2 separate regions of the Homo sapiens genome follow, and region 2 is linked to region 1. A link is a contact called in ENCODE Hi-C or POLR2A ChIA-PET data. All regions are on one chromosome and are shown on one strand. Each heading gives the region's core, a stretch centred on a gene start or an enhancer-like site at or near the end of the contact. The rest is flanking DNA. Distances are from core to core; before and after follow the strand shown.

Region 1 (6,604 bases), core at 1,226-3,725:
CACCTTCTCCCACTGGCTCAGCCACTCAATTGCCTGGAAGGCATTGTCAGGCAAGGGTGGCCTGCATCTCTACCTCAGCAAAAGCCTCCAGGAAGCCAAAATTAAAAGCGAGGCCAGACCAGGCAACAGTGGCTCACGCCTGTAATCCCAACACTTTGGGAGGCCGAGGCCGGAGGATTACTTGAGCTCAGGAGTTTGAGACCAGCCTAGGCAACATAGTGATCTGGAGTCCATCCAGGTCCCAGAAGGTGATGAGGTGGTGGAGAGTGATACTTGGAACCCATCTCAGTAAAAATCGTAATAATTTTTAAAAGAGAGAAAGAAGAGTGAGGCTGGTTCCTGCTGTACCCTGGAAGTGGTTTTTTCCAGGCGCCTCTTTTTCCAAATTATCAGTTTGAGGCTGAGAGGGCAGGTAAGGGAGAAAGTGACAGTGAGCTAGGCATGGGGAAGTGGCAGCAGGTTGAAGCAGGATCCTGAGAAGACAGCACGGAGGGGCCCTGAGCTGGCTGGGCAGGTGTGGGGCTAGGAAGCCACACCCAGCTCAGTAATTCCCAGGGAGCTTCTGGGAGAACCTGGGCTCAACAGGGAGATCACAGGGCCTGCTGAGGCCATATGGGTGAGGCCTCGCCCTTCTTCCTGCTTCCTCCACCATGCAGTTCCTGCCTCTCCTCCCCCTTCACCTTGCATCCCTCCTCCTCTGCAGCAGCCCTCCTGCTCACACAGTTTAAGAAAGGCTGGTGCTAAGCCTGTGTGCACCACAGGTGGCGTCATGGGCAGGGTCTTTCATGATTTTTCTGCTGCCACTGAGAAGACGGATCATCATCTTTCAGGCAAGTTTGTAATAAACATTTAACGAATGAATGGGTTAGTGATGAACATTCGTTATCTAATTTGAACCCTTTACCAACCCTTTGAGGTAGTCCACACAGTTCCTATTAGTGCTGTTTACAGCTGGGGAAACTGAGACTCAGAGAAATTATGTGTCATCACGTAGGTATGCAGTGACCAGCTGGACTCAGAACCCATGACCCTAGTTCTTGCACTAATGTCCACTGCCTGTCTCTTTCACCCACCTGCACCCTCACAGCTACTCCTTGGGGTTCAGAGGGGGATGACTGGGGCGGGAATAGCAAGGACACAGGCATCATGGGGGCAGATTTGACCACACTGGCTCTGGGCTGTCAAGACAGCCAATCTGGGCTGCTGTCTCTGGCTGCTGTTATGGCTTCATTCCCGGGGCCACTCCACTTAATACAGGGACAGTACTTCAGGTCCGTCTGCCCAGTGCAGTCACATCAGGAGCACCACGGCAGCCGAAGTGAAACCTGGCCAGTCATAGGCAATAACCTTTGACCTGCTGGCAGGTGGGTGTTAGGTTAAATGTTAAGTGACCGGCCGGTCACGGTGGCTCATGCCTGTAATCCCAGCATTTTGGGAGGCTGAGGAGGGCGGATCACCTGAGGTCGGGAGTTCAAGACCAGCCTGACCAACATGGAGAAACCCCATCTATACAAAAAATACGAAATTAGCCAGGCGTGGTGGTGCATGCCTGTAATCCCAGCCACTGGGGAGGCTGAGGCAGGAGAATCGCTGGAACCCGGGAGGCGGAGGCTGCGGTGAGCCGAGATAGCGCCGTTGCACTCCAGCCTGGGCAACAAGAGCGAAACTCCGTCTTTAAAAAAAATTGTTAAGTGACCTCAACTATGTGGCCATGGGGAATTAGAGAGAGTAGAATAGAATCCCCTGTGGGTTGCAAGTGGGAGATGCTGGGATTTTTGAGCATCTTTACTGGTGATCCCTACGGCTGAATTAGGAGAGCTCTCCTGGCACCCGGGAAAGCTTTAACCTCTGGAGTGGCCTTCACAGGAGACAGCCTCAGGATGCTGGGAGAGCCCCTGACCCTCCACAACCTACTACCAATTCCTGCGCGCCGTTCCTTGGGCATGAGGTCCTGAACCTGGTGGAGGAAGGGTAGCAATGCCTTCCATTGTATTGGTTACATGCTTCTTACAGTCAATTAATTGGTTCGATCTTTTCCAGACAGTGCCGGGCTAGAGGCTGACCTTCCCCACTCCCGACCTTGGCTTCTTGAATAACCTCACAGGCCACGGGGCATGCGGGGTGCGCGTGCGTGGCTGGGCCGGCGTAGTCAGCCGGGCGGGAAGGTTTACGGCTTTGGGGAGGCGCCGCCTTGCCGCCCTGACACCGCCCCGCCAGGCCAGCCCGCCGCTCGGTGGCCCCGCCGGCTTCCCGCGGTCGGGACGGGCGCCCCCTGCTGATTGTGGGCGGCGGCGCACCGAGGAGCGGCCCCTGGGAAGCCCAAGACCTCGCCGCGGCTCGAACCCCGCGACCCTCGGCCCGGAGGGAGGTCCTGGCTGCGGGGAGCTGCCCAGACCGCGGTGACTCAGCTAGGTGGCACCGGGAGAGCTGAAGCGGGCGCCCCGCTGGGCCTGGCCACAGGACGGTTAATGATTAATGTTCCATACCGGGTGGAGACGTCGAAGGGGAGGGAGGCCCAGGGGCGCGTCTTGGCCCTGGCTGTGCCTGCAGGAAGCAGAGGCCCAGACGGGGAGAGACTCAGGCCTGGGCTGAGGCGGCTGGGGGCAGGGGAAGGAGCAAGCCGTGAACTCTCTCCTCTTCCCACCCCGCACGCCGCCCCCGTTCTCGATGCCCTTCTCCCCTGCCCCGGGAGCCTCCAGGCGCCGCGCTCCTCCTCCCTGCCTTACCAAATGCCCATCCGTGCCCGCCTCGGTGCCAGGCACTGCAGGCCGCTTTCATATAAATGACTGATTGCCTCTTGCCCATTTTACAGATAAACGCAGAAAGCTCAGGTGATGTGCCCATGGGCTCTCAGCTCACAGGCAGAGTGGGGATTCGAACCCAGCCCCGGACACAGACCAGGTGTCCTTCTACTACCCCACCCATTGCTGCCCAACTCCAGAGACACCTACACCCCAATCTACCAACTTAACCACCTGGGCAGAGGAAATAAGAGGCGGTACTGCCCCCGCCTACAGGGATCGCAGCTCCATTCTCTGCCCTCATAACTCATTACCCTAATTTTAGTCAATCAGAAAATCGTGTCAGGGCTGGACGTCAAGCTACCAGGGATAATGGTTCCTGTTGTAAAATGCTCCTTTGAGCTGAAAGCAATCGTGAAGTGAGGCGCCCGGTTCAAGGAGTCAGCCTCCCGACTTGAGAAGCCAACTGTGGTGGTGCCACGAGGCTGCGATTCACAGGCTCCGGTGGAAAGACCAGGGAAGAAACTTATTTACAAAAATGAGAATAAAAAATATTCTGGGCCGGGTGCGATGAGCCATGCTTATAATTCCAGCGCTCTGGGAGGCCAAGGCGAGAGGATCACTTGAGCCCAGGAGTTGGAGGCTACAGCGAGCAGAGCACCACTGTACTCCAGCCTGGACAACAGAGATATTGTCTCTAACAAAAAGGGAGGTGGGGGGAGGAAATAGTATTCTAACACGAAGCTGCAGGTTCTGCACAACAAGTTTAGGTTTTCCTGTTCTCTCTAGGGTAAATGAGGCATGCAGGCGCCTGCACCCTCCGGGCAAGGACAAGGCGTGTGAGAGTCTCTGGGTCTGCCCCAGCGACGCCGTCGGGCCTCTGGGCGGTGCAGCCTGGTCCGGCATCATCCTGGACGCGCGGGTAATCAGGGCTGAGGGAGCCCAAGGTACATTCTGTCCCTCACCACAAGATGTCGCCGCTGCTAATGGTTAGAGGGCTCTCAGCAAGACCAACTCCCAACCCCAGACTCTGAGTCAGAAACTCTGGGGTTGGGGCCCAGCAATTCGTGTTTTTCACAGGCCCTCCAGGGGATTCTGAAACATGCTCAAATTTGAGAACCACTGGTAAAAGTCATCCTGCAGGTCTCACTGCCTCTGACGTCTACCCCTTCTGCTAGGTGGTCAGGGCAACTCAATCTGTTACCCACCTGGAGTCCCACCCCAGTGCCCAACTGGGGCAGGACCTGGGATCTCAGAGCTTCAGTTTTCTCAATTGCAAAATGGGGATAGTAGTACCCACCAGACAGGGCTGTCACGAGGCTAAAATGAGTGTCTGAGAATGCATTTGCAAAGGGTAAAACCCTACATAGTAAGGATATGTTGTGACTGTTGCTTTTATTTGGAGTGACAAGCTGTAAAGCGAGTTGAAGGCAGCTGGTTCTGAAGGTTCCATCCTCTCTCTTGTCTTCTCTCCAATGCTCCTATTTCTCTCCCCACCTAGAATCACCTTTAAGCCACCCAGGGAGAGGCATGTTCAATGCACCAGCTTGCAGCACAGAAACAGCTTAACTTTCATCTAGTATTTGCCATGTTCTAGACCTTGAGTGGAAGGCTTTAAGTGTGTTATTTTATTTAATCCTTACACAGCCCTATGAGGTTGACACTACAAAGGATGCTGATAAGGCAACTGATAAAACACAAAGAGATTAGATAATTTGCCTAAAGTCATGTGGCCAGCAAGCAATAGGGCTGGATTTGAACTTGGGCAGCCTAGCGTACATTCATGCTCTCAATGGCTCTACAGTGCTGCCTCCCCTAAAGCTTGTTTCCCAAACCCTGCATGGTGAGAAGCAGCATGGAACTGTGGAAAGAGCACTGGGTTGGGATTCAAGGTCCTGGTTTTGCCATTTTCTAGCTCTGTGATCATGAGCGAATCACTTAACCTTTCTGAAGTAGAGCCTTGGGAGGGTTACATTACGTATCACACAACAGAGTGTCTGGTATAAAGTAGGCGCTTCATATATTTACTGTGTCCAACAGCCTCCTCTTTCCTCAGTGTCCCCTCCCTCAATCAGGCAAAGATGATTCTGGGATCCAGAGGGACAAAATGTATGCCCTCTTTCCCCATCATGTCCCCGAAAGGCGCATGATGAGGCTGGAGTCAGGGCCAGGAGACAGGCTCCAATCCTGGCCCTTGCTCACGGCAGTCTCCCCAGGTGCCCTGCCTGCCAACATGGGGTCACTGGTATTCGGCTGCTCTACTGTTTCCCCCTTCGATGGCCCTGAACCTACAGCTGTCCAGGGAATGCATGGAGTTGGTCAGGGAGGCTCTGCCATGCCCAATAGCTAGCTGGCTTTCTCCAGCTCTCCTTCTGAAACCTGGCCAAGCCCCCTACCCCTTACTCAGCCCATTGACTCTTAAGCTCTCACTGGAGTGAGGTGGGATAGCCAGGAGAGTGTGCAATGTGGAGACACTGCAGATCTAAGTTTGAATCCTAGTTCTGTTTCTTACTAGACATTTAACTTGAATAAGTCCCTTTGACATGCCTCCTTTTTCTCATCTATTCTTTGGAAAGCTTTTTTTCTTTTTTCTTTTTTTTTTTTACAGAAATGGGAGTCTCGCCATGTTGCCCAGGTTGGTCTTGAACTCTTGAGCTCAAGCAATCCACCTGCCTTGGCCTCCCAAAGTGCTGGGATTATAGGCATGAGCCACTGTGCCCAGCCCTTTTTTTCTTTTTTAAACATTTTTCTACCCCCCAAAATGCAGAAAAATCATTTGGATTCCTATCCGTCCCCTTCACAATTGGGCTCTTTTTAAAATTCTATTTCAACTCTGTCCTGGAGCCTGTTCACCTAGAGGAAGCCCCTACACCTTTCCTTCCAAACCCCCTTGTAGAAGTGTGTAAGTGACTAACATGTTCCAACTTCCCAGGAAGGGGCAGAGTCATCATGCTCACCCTTGTACCAACAATGTGGTTTTCCGCATCACTCTGTCCAAGATCCACAAACTCTGGGAGAGTGTGTTCACTTGCCCAGGCTTGGCTTCACACCCACCCTTGGCTAGTAAGGAACAGGACATCTCGTTGACTAGAGTGTCAAGACTGTATACACAGGGGAAAGAAGTAATTCTCCAAGAGAAAATAAATCCGGAATAATAATAATTTTAGAAAAGTACACCTGGGCCAGGGGTGGTGGCTCACGCTTGTAATCCCAGCATTTTGGGAGTCCGAGGTGGGATCACTTGAGTCCAGGAGTTCAAGACCAGCCTGGACAACACAGTGAGACCTCGTCTCTACAAAAAAATTAAAAAATTAGCTGGGTGTGGTGGTGCGTGTCTGTAGGACCAGCTACTTAGGAGTCTGAGGTGAGAGGATCGTTTGAGCCTGGGAAGTGGAGACTCCAGTGCGCTGTGATCGTGCCTCTGTACTCAGCATGGGCAACAGAGTGAGACCCTGTCTCGAAAAGAAAAGAAAAGAGAAGAGAAGAGAAAAGAAAAGACAAGACCAGACCTCAGGGCAGAGGGGCAATCACACTTGCAAGGGTGGAACCCGTTATCCCCCAGCTGGTCGTCACATCTGGACTCTGTAGGCGAGTGCCCTCGTTCTGGGGGAAGTGCACGGTGGAGCATTTAGGGGCAATAGAGCATTTTGTCTGCAGCTTGCTCTCAAATCATTCAGAGTAAAGACCTACGATAACAATATATGTAAAACTAGAATGAAAGAGGGAGTGTGCAAATGAAATGTAACAGCTGGGGAATCTGAATGAAAAAGATATGGGAGTTCTTTTACTATTTTTGCCACTTTTAATTTGAAATTATTTTTAAAAAACATATTTGAAATTAAAAAAACAACAACAACAATGTA
Region 2 (6,604 bases), core at 2,021-4,520, 36 kb before region 1:
TAGTAAAAATACACAAATTAGCTGGACATGGTGGTGCGCACCTGTAATCCTAGCTATTCTGGAGGCTGAGGCACAAGAATCACTTGAACGCAGGAGGCAGAAGTTGCAGTGAGCTGAGATCACACCACTGCATTCCAGCCTGGGTGACAGAGTGAGACTCTGCTTCAAAAAAAAAAAATTTTTTTTTTTAGAGAATTCACTGTGTTGCCCAGGCTGGAGTGTAGTGGCTAGTCACAGGCACACTACAGGCTCACATTCGTGAGCTCAAGTGATCCTCCCACCTCAGCCTCTTTCAGTAGCCCAGCTCTGTGTTTGTCTTCTTACATCTAACATAGCTGATGAGAGCTCATCTCAATCTGCCTTTCTTTCCTTTATAGATAATAGTTTTTTACCTCCAGGGAAGGATATAGAATTTTCTCTTTGGTGTTCTGTAATTTACTACCATGTGTCTAGATGGAGATGAGCAGAGAGGGAGGAGTAGCTGAGAGGGTCTGTGGAGGTTCAAGCCCCCGGCTCTCTCACACTCTACCTACTCTACTTCCTCCAGGGTGGAGCCTTTTTGATCCCACCTTCTTGTGAGAACAGTAACCTTCTTTCCAATCCCATATGCTTTCTGCCCTTCAGGGATCTCATACAATTTCTGACCCAGTAGGGGTTTCTCTTTTGTTTTGAGCTTGATTGCAGATTTATTTTATTTTTGAGTTGTATTTTCAAATGCTAAAGCTAAAACTATGAAACATTTGCAAGAAAACACAGTATCTCTAGTATCTTAGATTAAGCAAAGATTTCTTACAAAAGCATGAACCACAAAAGAAAAAAATGGATAAATTTGGCTTCATTAAAATGCAGATCTGTTCTTCAGAAGACACTTGTCAAGAAAATGAAAAGATAATCTATACACTAGGAAGAGATATTTGCAAAACACATATCTGATAAAGGACTTGGAAGAATATGTTAAAAAAAACTCTTCAAATATAATAACTAGAACCAAAGATTCAATTTCTTTTCTTTTAAGAGACAGGATCTCGCCCTGTTGCCCAGGGTGGAATACAGTGGCATGATCAGAGTTCACTGCAGCCTTGAACCTCTGAGTTCAAGGCTCCTGCCTCAGCCTCCCAAGTAGCTGAGACCACAGGCATGAGCCACCATGCCTGGCTAATTTTTAAATTTTTGGAGAGACGGGATCTCACTATGTTGCCCAGGCTGGTCTTGAACTCCTGGTCTCAAGCCATCCTTCTGCCTTGGCTCGGCCTCACAAAGAGCTGAGATTACAGGCTTGAGCCACCACATCTAGCCTTAAATAATTCATTTTTTTAAGTGAGGAAAATATTTAAACAGACTCTTCCTCAAATAAAGGGTATGCATGACAAATAAGCACATGAAAAGCTGTTCAACATCATTCTTCTTTATTTCCCCCCCACCCAGAGTCTCACTCTGTCACCCAGGCTAGAGTGCAGTGGTGCAATCACAACCTACTGAAGCCTTGACCTTCCAGGCTCAAGCAATCCTCCCACCTTAGCCTGGGACCCCAAGTAACTGGGACCATAGGTGTGCACCACCATGCATGCTTGTGGTCCCAGCCAATTCTTCCATTTTAATTTTTTTGTAGAGATGGGGTCTCCCTATGTTGCCCAGGCTGGTCTGAAACTCCCAGGCTCAAGCGATCTTCCTGCCTTTGCTTCCCAAAATGCTGGGATTACAGGCATGTACCAATGCACCTGGCCATCATTAGCTTTAGGGAAATGCAAATTAAAACCAGAATGAGATACCACTACCCATCCACTGGAATGACCAAAATTAAAAGGTGCTGGTGAGGAGCTAGGGCAACTGGAACTCTCATTCATTACTGATGAGAACGCAAAATTGTACAGCCTCTTTGAAAATAAATTTGGCAATTTTTAACAAAGTTCAATATATGCTTACCTTATAAACCAGCAATCCTGCTCTTAGGCATTTACACAGGAGAAATGAAAACTTATGTCCACACAAAGATCTGTTTGTGAATATTTGTAGTTATTGTATTTATAATCACCAGAAACTAGAAACAATCCCCATGCCCATCAATTGGTGAATGGATAAACAAATCATGACAACTTTAAAAAAATATGTATATATATACATACTTTTATTTTTGTAGAGAGGAAGTCTATGTTGCCCAGGCTGGCCTCCAACTCCTAGCCTCAAGGTGATCCTCCTACCTCAGCCTCCCAAAATGCTGGGATTATAGGAGTGAGCCACTGCACCTGGCAACAATCATCACACTTTGATACAATGGAACACAACTTAGAAAAAAAAAAAGCTTCAGATATACACAACATAGGTGAATCTCAAAAGCATTATGCTAAGTAAAAGAAGCCAGACTCAAAAAGTTCCCTTATATAAATCCTGCCAAACGGCATTTTGGAAAAGGCAAAACTGTAAGGACAGAAATCAGATTTGTGGTTGCCAGTGGCTGGGAGCTGCGGGGAGGGAATTGACTGCAAAGGGACAGGAGAGAACTTGCGGGTGTGATGGAAATGTTTTATCTCTATTATGGGGATTATATAACTGTATGCGTTTGTCAAAAGCCATAAGCTTATAAAAGGAATGAATTTTTATAGGTAAGTTATGCCTCAATAAATTCTGACACTAAAAATGTGTTTCTCCCTACTGTGATTTGAAGGACTTGAGCCAAAAGAGAAAGCTGTAGCTTGTGTTCAGTGGGTCATCCTGAAATGGCACTCAGCCCAAGATTTGTAAACAGCACTTAAGTATTAGTTCCTTTTCCAGAAGCCCCATTCAGTGGTCCTCTCTGAGCAACGAGTGTCAGTCTTGTTTTCCAGTAAGATTGTAAATTCTGTGAATATGAGAACTAAAGTGATCGGCCGGTCTGGTTTGCCCGGCCTGGGGGCCAGCCAGCCTGGGACTGTTTGGGACTCCTTTTTAAATCCTCCTATGATATCTAGCAGAGGAATGGGCACAAACTTGTTGGCATAGAGAGGTCTAACCTGCTTGTAACTAGGGTTGCAAGTAACCAAGCTGAATGGCCCAAGGGTTACCAAGAGTGAAGACCCACCTCGACAAACTCCAAATTCCTAGACATCGCTGGAGACTCACCCTTCCGCCAGGGCTCAGCTTTCAGGCTTGCAACATCTCTTAGACATTTCCTCTGTTGGCATAATATGATTTAATCTCTTTGTAGTTACGTTTCTTTTTCTGAGACAGGGTTTTGCTCCGTCACCCAAGCTGGAATGCAGTGTTGCAATCTTGGCTCACTGCAACCTTTGCCTCCCCTGCTCAAGCAATCCTCCCGCCTCAGTCTCCCGAGTAGCTGGGACTACAGGCATGTGCCACCATGCCCAGCTAATTTTTGTATTTTTTTGTAGAGACAGGATTTTGCCATATTGCCCAGGCTGGAATAGTTCAGTTTCTTCATCTGTTAAAATACAGATCACAATATCCACATTTTGAGGAAGGGAAAGGAATTTTGTACTGTTAACAGTTTACTACTGAGATTGTAAGGGTTAAGTTTGCCTGCATCTTATTTATTAAGGTTGGTGCAAAAGTAAATTGTGAATTTGGGCCGTGAATTTTAAATCATAACTAGGCTCAAACACATCTTTATTAATCAAAATAGAAACCATTAGAAGCAACACATTTTTGCTAACAAGAAATAAGTTTGTTTATTCTTGTAGCATAAAAATCCATGCTTCAGGATTCGACGGACTTCTCAGAAAGCATTTTCTGCATCCTACTGGTTGTGGAAGCATTTTCCCTGCAAAAAGTTGTCAAGATGCTTGAAGAAGTAGTAGTCGGTTAGCAAGAAGTCAGGTGAATCTGGTGGATGAGGCAAAACTTCATAGCCCTATTTGTTCAACTTTTGAGGAGTTGGTTGTGCGACGTGCGATCGGGCATTGTTGTGAAAGAATTGGGCCCTTTCTGTTGACCAATGCTGGCTGCAGGCATTGCAGTTTTCGGTGTATCTCATCGATGTGCTGAGCATACTTCTCAGATGTGATGGTTTCACTGGGATTCAAAAGCTATAGTGGGTCAGACCAGCAGCAGACCACTAAAAATCCATGACCTTTTTTTGGCACAAGTTTGTCTTTGGGAAGTGTTTTGGAGCTTCTTCTCAGTCCACCCACTGAGCCAGTCGTCACCAGTTGTATAAAATCCACTTTTCCTCACACATCACAATCCAATCGAGAAACAGTTCCTTGTTGTTGCACAGAATAAGAGAAGATGACGCTTCAAAATGACGATTTTTTTATTTTCGCTCAGCTCATGAGGCACCCACTTATCAAGCTTTTTCACCTTTCCAATTTGCTTCAAATGCCAAACGACTGTAGAATGATCGAAGTTGAGTTCTTGGGCAACTTCTCGTGTAGTTGTAAGAGGATCAGCTTCGATGATTGCTCTTAATTGGTCATTGTCAGCTTCTGAAGGCCAGCCCCTACTTTCTCATCTTCAAGCTTCTCGTCTCCTTTGTGAAACTTCTTGAACCACCACTGCATTGTACATTCGTTCGTTAGCAGCTCCTGGGCCAAATGTGTTGTTGATGTTGTGAGTTGTCTCCGTTGCTCTATGACTTATTTTGAATTCGAATAAGAAAATTACTCAAATTTGCTTTTTGTCTAATATCATTTCCATAGTCTAAAATAAACACAAAATAAACAGCAAGTAATATGTCATTAGCAAAAAAAAAGCAAGAAATTCCCATTAAAAGGATGTATAACATAACCACATTTATATAAGAATGTATTCCAAAATCAAACAGCAAATTCCAATAATAAGAACACCGCAATTACTTTTGCAGTCACCTTAGTCTTTGCAGAAGCCCTTGAAGGAAGGAATCCTTGTCCCCGCTTTACAGTTCTAGCTACAGAGGCCTGGGGATGCTAAACAGCTTGCCCAGAGCTAAACAGTCAACACAAGGCAAGTTGGGATTCAAACCCAAGTCCTTCCAGTTGCAAGCTCAGGTATTGGGGTACCTTCCAAACACCAGGATAACTAACATAGGATAGAAGGAACTCAAAATGCTGTTTCTGCCCTGTCTTCCCCTTCTTTCCATTCCCCAAAAATGAACAAAAATTTTTCTCCCTACAGGTGAATCTATCAGCCAATGAATCAAGTTCACTATATTTAGGTTTTCATGAGTAGGAACTGGGAAAAGAGAAACTTTTCTTGGGCCAGGAGAGAATGGAAAGGCTGGATGGACATAACTGCTGGGCTGGGAGTGGAGATGGAGGGGCCAGAGAGAGACTGGCTTCTGTCTGAACCGCTGATGATCCTGTCTGGACTGTGAGCTTCTGGGAGCTCCCTCCTATCTGGTCTCCTTTGTTACCGGTATCCCTGTACTTGGAGGATGCCCCATGTGGGATTACCCTGTAAACTGTAGTTGGTGACAGAGCAAGCCCAAGCAGGCCCTGGTGTCCTCCTCAAGGACCTGCAGTCTCATGAGGTGGTACGTGCCTGGCAAGGCCTCCGGAGCAGGTCCCGGGAGGTCAGCAGCTGGCAGGAATCCTACAAGCCAGCACGTGAGATGGTAGGAAAGAATTCTGAACCCCTGAGTGCCTGGGAATGGAACATTCTGCCTTGCCAGCTGTGATCCCCCCACCCCCTTCCTTGGCAAAACTAAATAGTTAAGTGCATCTTGACAGCAAACCCAAATTTAACTTTGCTTCCTTCTGCAATGAAAGTCCAGCTGAGTTGGGAAGGGAGAGGCCCTTGAAAGGTATTTCCACCTTGGCTTGACTTATTAGGTTAGTAGAAATGGACTTGTTGTTCTTACTGGTAGGTTATTAAAACCCTCAGGGAATGTGCAGAAGGCAAATTTAGTCTGAGGAGCCCAGTAGGCCTAGGAGACGCTGAATAAAGAGTCTAGTTGTTTGGATAGCTGGAATGTTGGGGAGAGGCAGCTTTTCACTGAAAGCTGCCCCCAGGTTGTGCCCTGTGGCTCCCAGTGGCCCCACCCTGAGAGGGTCTGCATGTGACGCCTGCTATCTGCTCAGCGCCTATCTCTTCCTGTGCCTAGGTGGCTCCTCCCCCACTGTCTGTTAGACTGAGAAGCTCAGCTGGCCTCTTGCCCCTTGGACTTGATCTCCACTAAAGTCTCTTCAGACTGAGGAGTGCAGGAGGAAAGGGAGGGATGAGAGTGGGTGGCAGGGAGGTGGGAGAATGCTGCATCTGGCATATCCTGATGCTCTTGAGAAGTGAGCCCTCAGCAGGGCGGAGCAGGCTCCCAGTGCGGAGGCTTGGAGGGAGGAGGCGGTGCTGCAACCTGTCACCTTAAAGGGTTTGATTGAGCTGCTGACTCAGAAGCACAGGGCTGATTACCCATAATTACAGCCCCATGTGGTAGTCTTGTCAAAATGCAGAGACCTCCTTAGTCCCAGAGCTCTTCCCCCTACCCCTTCTAAGTAGAAGCTGCCTTTCCAGAAAACAAATCTTCAGACCTGCCCACGCAAAACCCCACAAAGTCAAGAATCACCTTTCTAGAAAGTATTCTCTCTCCTGGAGCCCAGGGGACTTTCCCAAACACAGCCATGATCATTTCAACCTCCTCCAGATCTTTAGCAAGACCTACGAGGCCTGCCGGTCTGGCTCCTGCCCGCCTCTCAGCCTC

Evidence for each region. Hi-C counts contacts between places; a loop is a spot of excess contacts on that map. ChIA-PET counts read pairs that join two places held with the same protein, here RNA polymerase II (POLR2A). Pooled maps may share reads with other maps.
Region 2: a map of ascending aorta shows a loop between it and region 1 (9-fold over the local background). The contact joins two enhancer-like sites. A Hi-C loop is called at or near these places in 8 of 168 maps with a recorded cell type or tissue (Caco-2, Calu3, HepG2 and 5 more), 15 of 37 single-sample maps with no recorded cell type and 18 of 50 pooled maps. POLR2A ChIA-PET finds 5 or more read pairs at or near these places in 6 of 52 experiments (A549, AG04450, K562 and 3 more).

Annotation. Positions count from the first base shown.
Region 1 is chr1:211,511,267-211,517,870 of GRCh38, reverse strand. No RefSeq gene overlaps it. Among named protein-coding and RNA genes, the nearest start is that of RD3, 22 kb to the right of the region's middle. RefSeq lists silencers at 2,184-2,543, 3,556-3,645. Within about 2 kb of position 2,475, at least 13 of the 41 ENCODE cell types and tissues checked have a DNase peak (open chromatin) inside an H3K27ac peak, as active enhancers do; they include ascending aorta, where a contact is called at or near this core.
Region 2 is chr1:211,548,382-211,554,985 of GRCh38, reverse strand. No RefSeq gene overlaps it. Among named protein-coding and RNA genes, the nearest start is that of SLC30A1, 27 kb to the left of the region's middle. RefSeq lists a silencer at 5,943-6,350. Within about 2 kb of position 3,270, at least 3 of the 41 ENCODE cell types and tissues checked have a DNase peak (open chromatin) inside an H3K27ac peak, as active enhancers do; they include ascending aorta, where a contact is called at or near this core.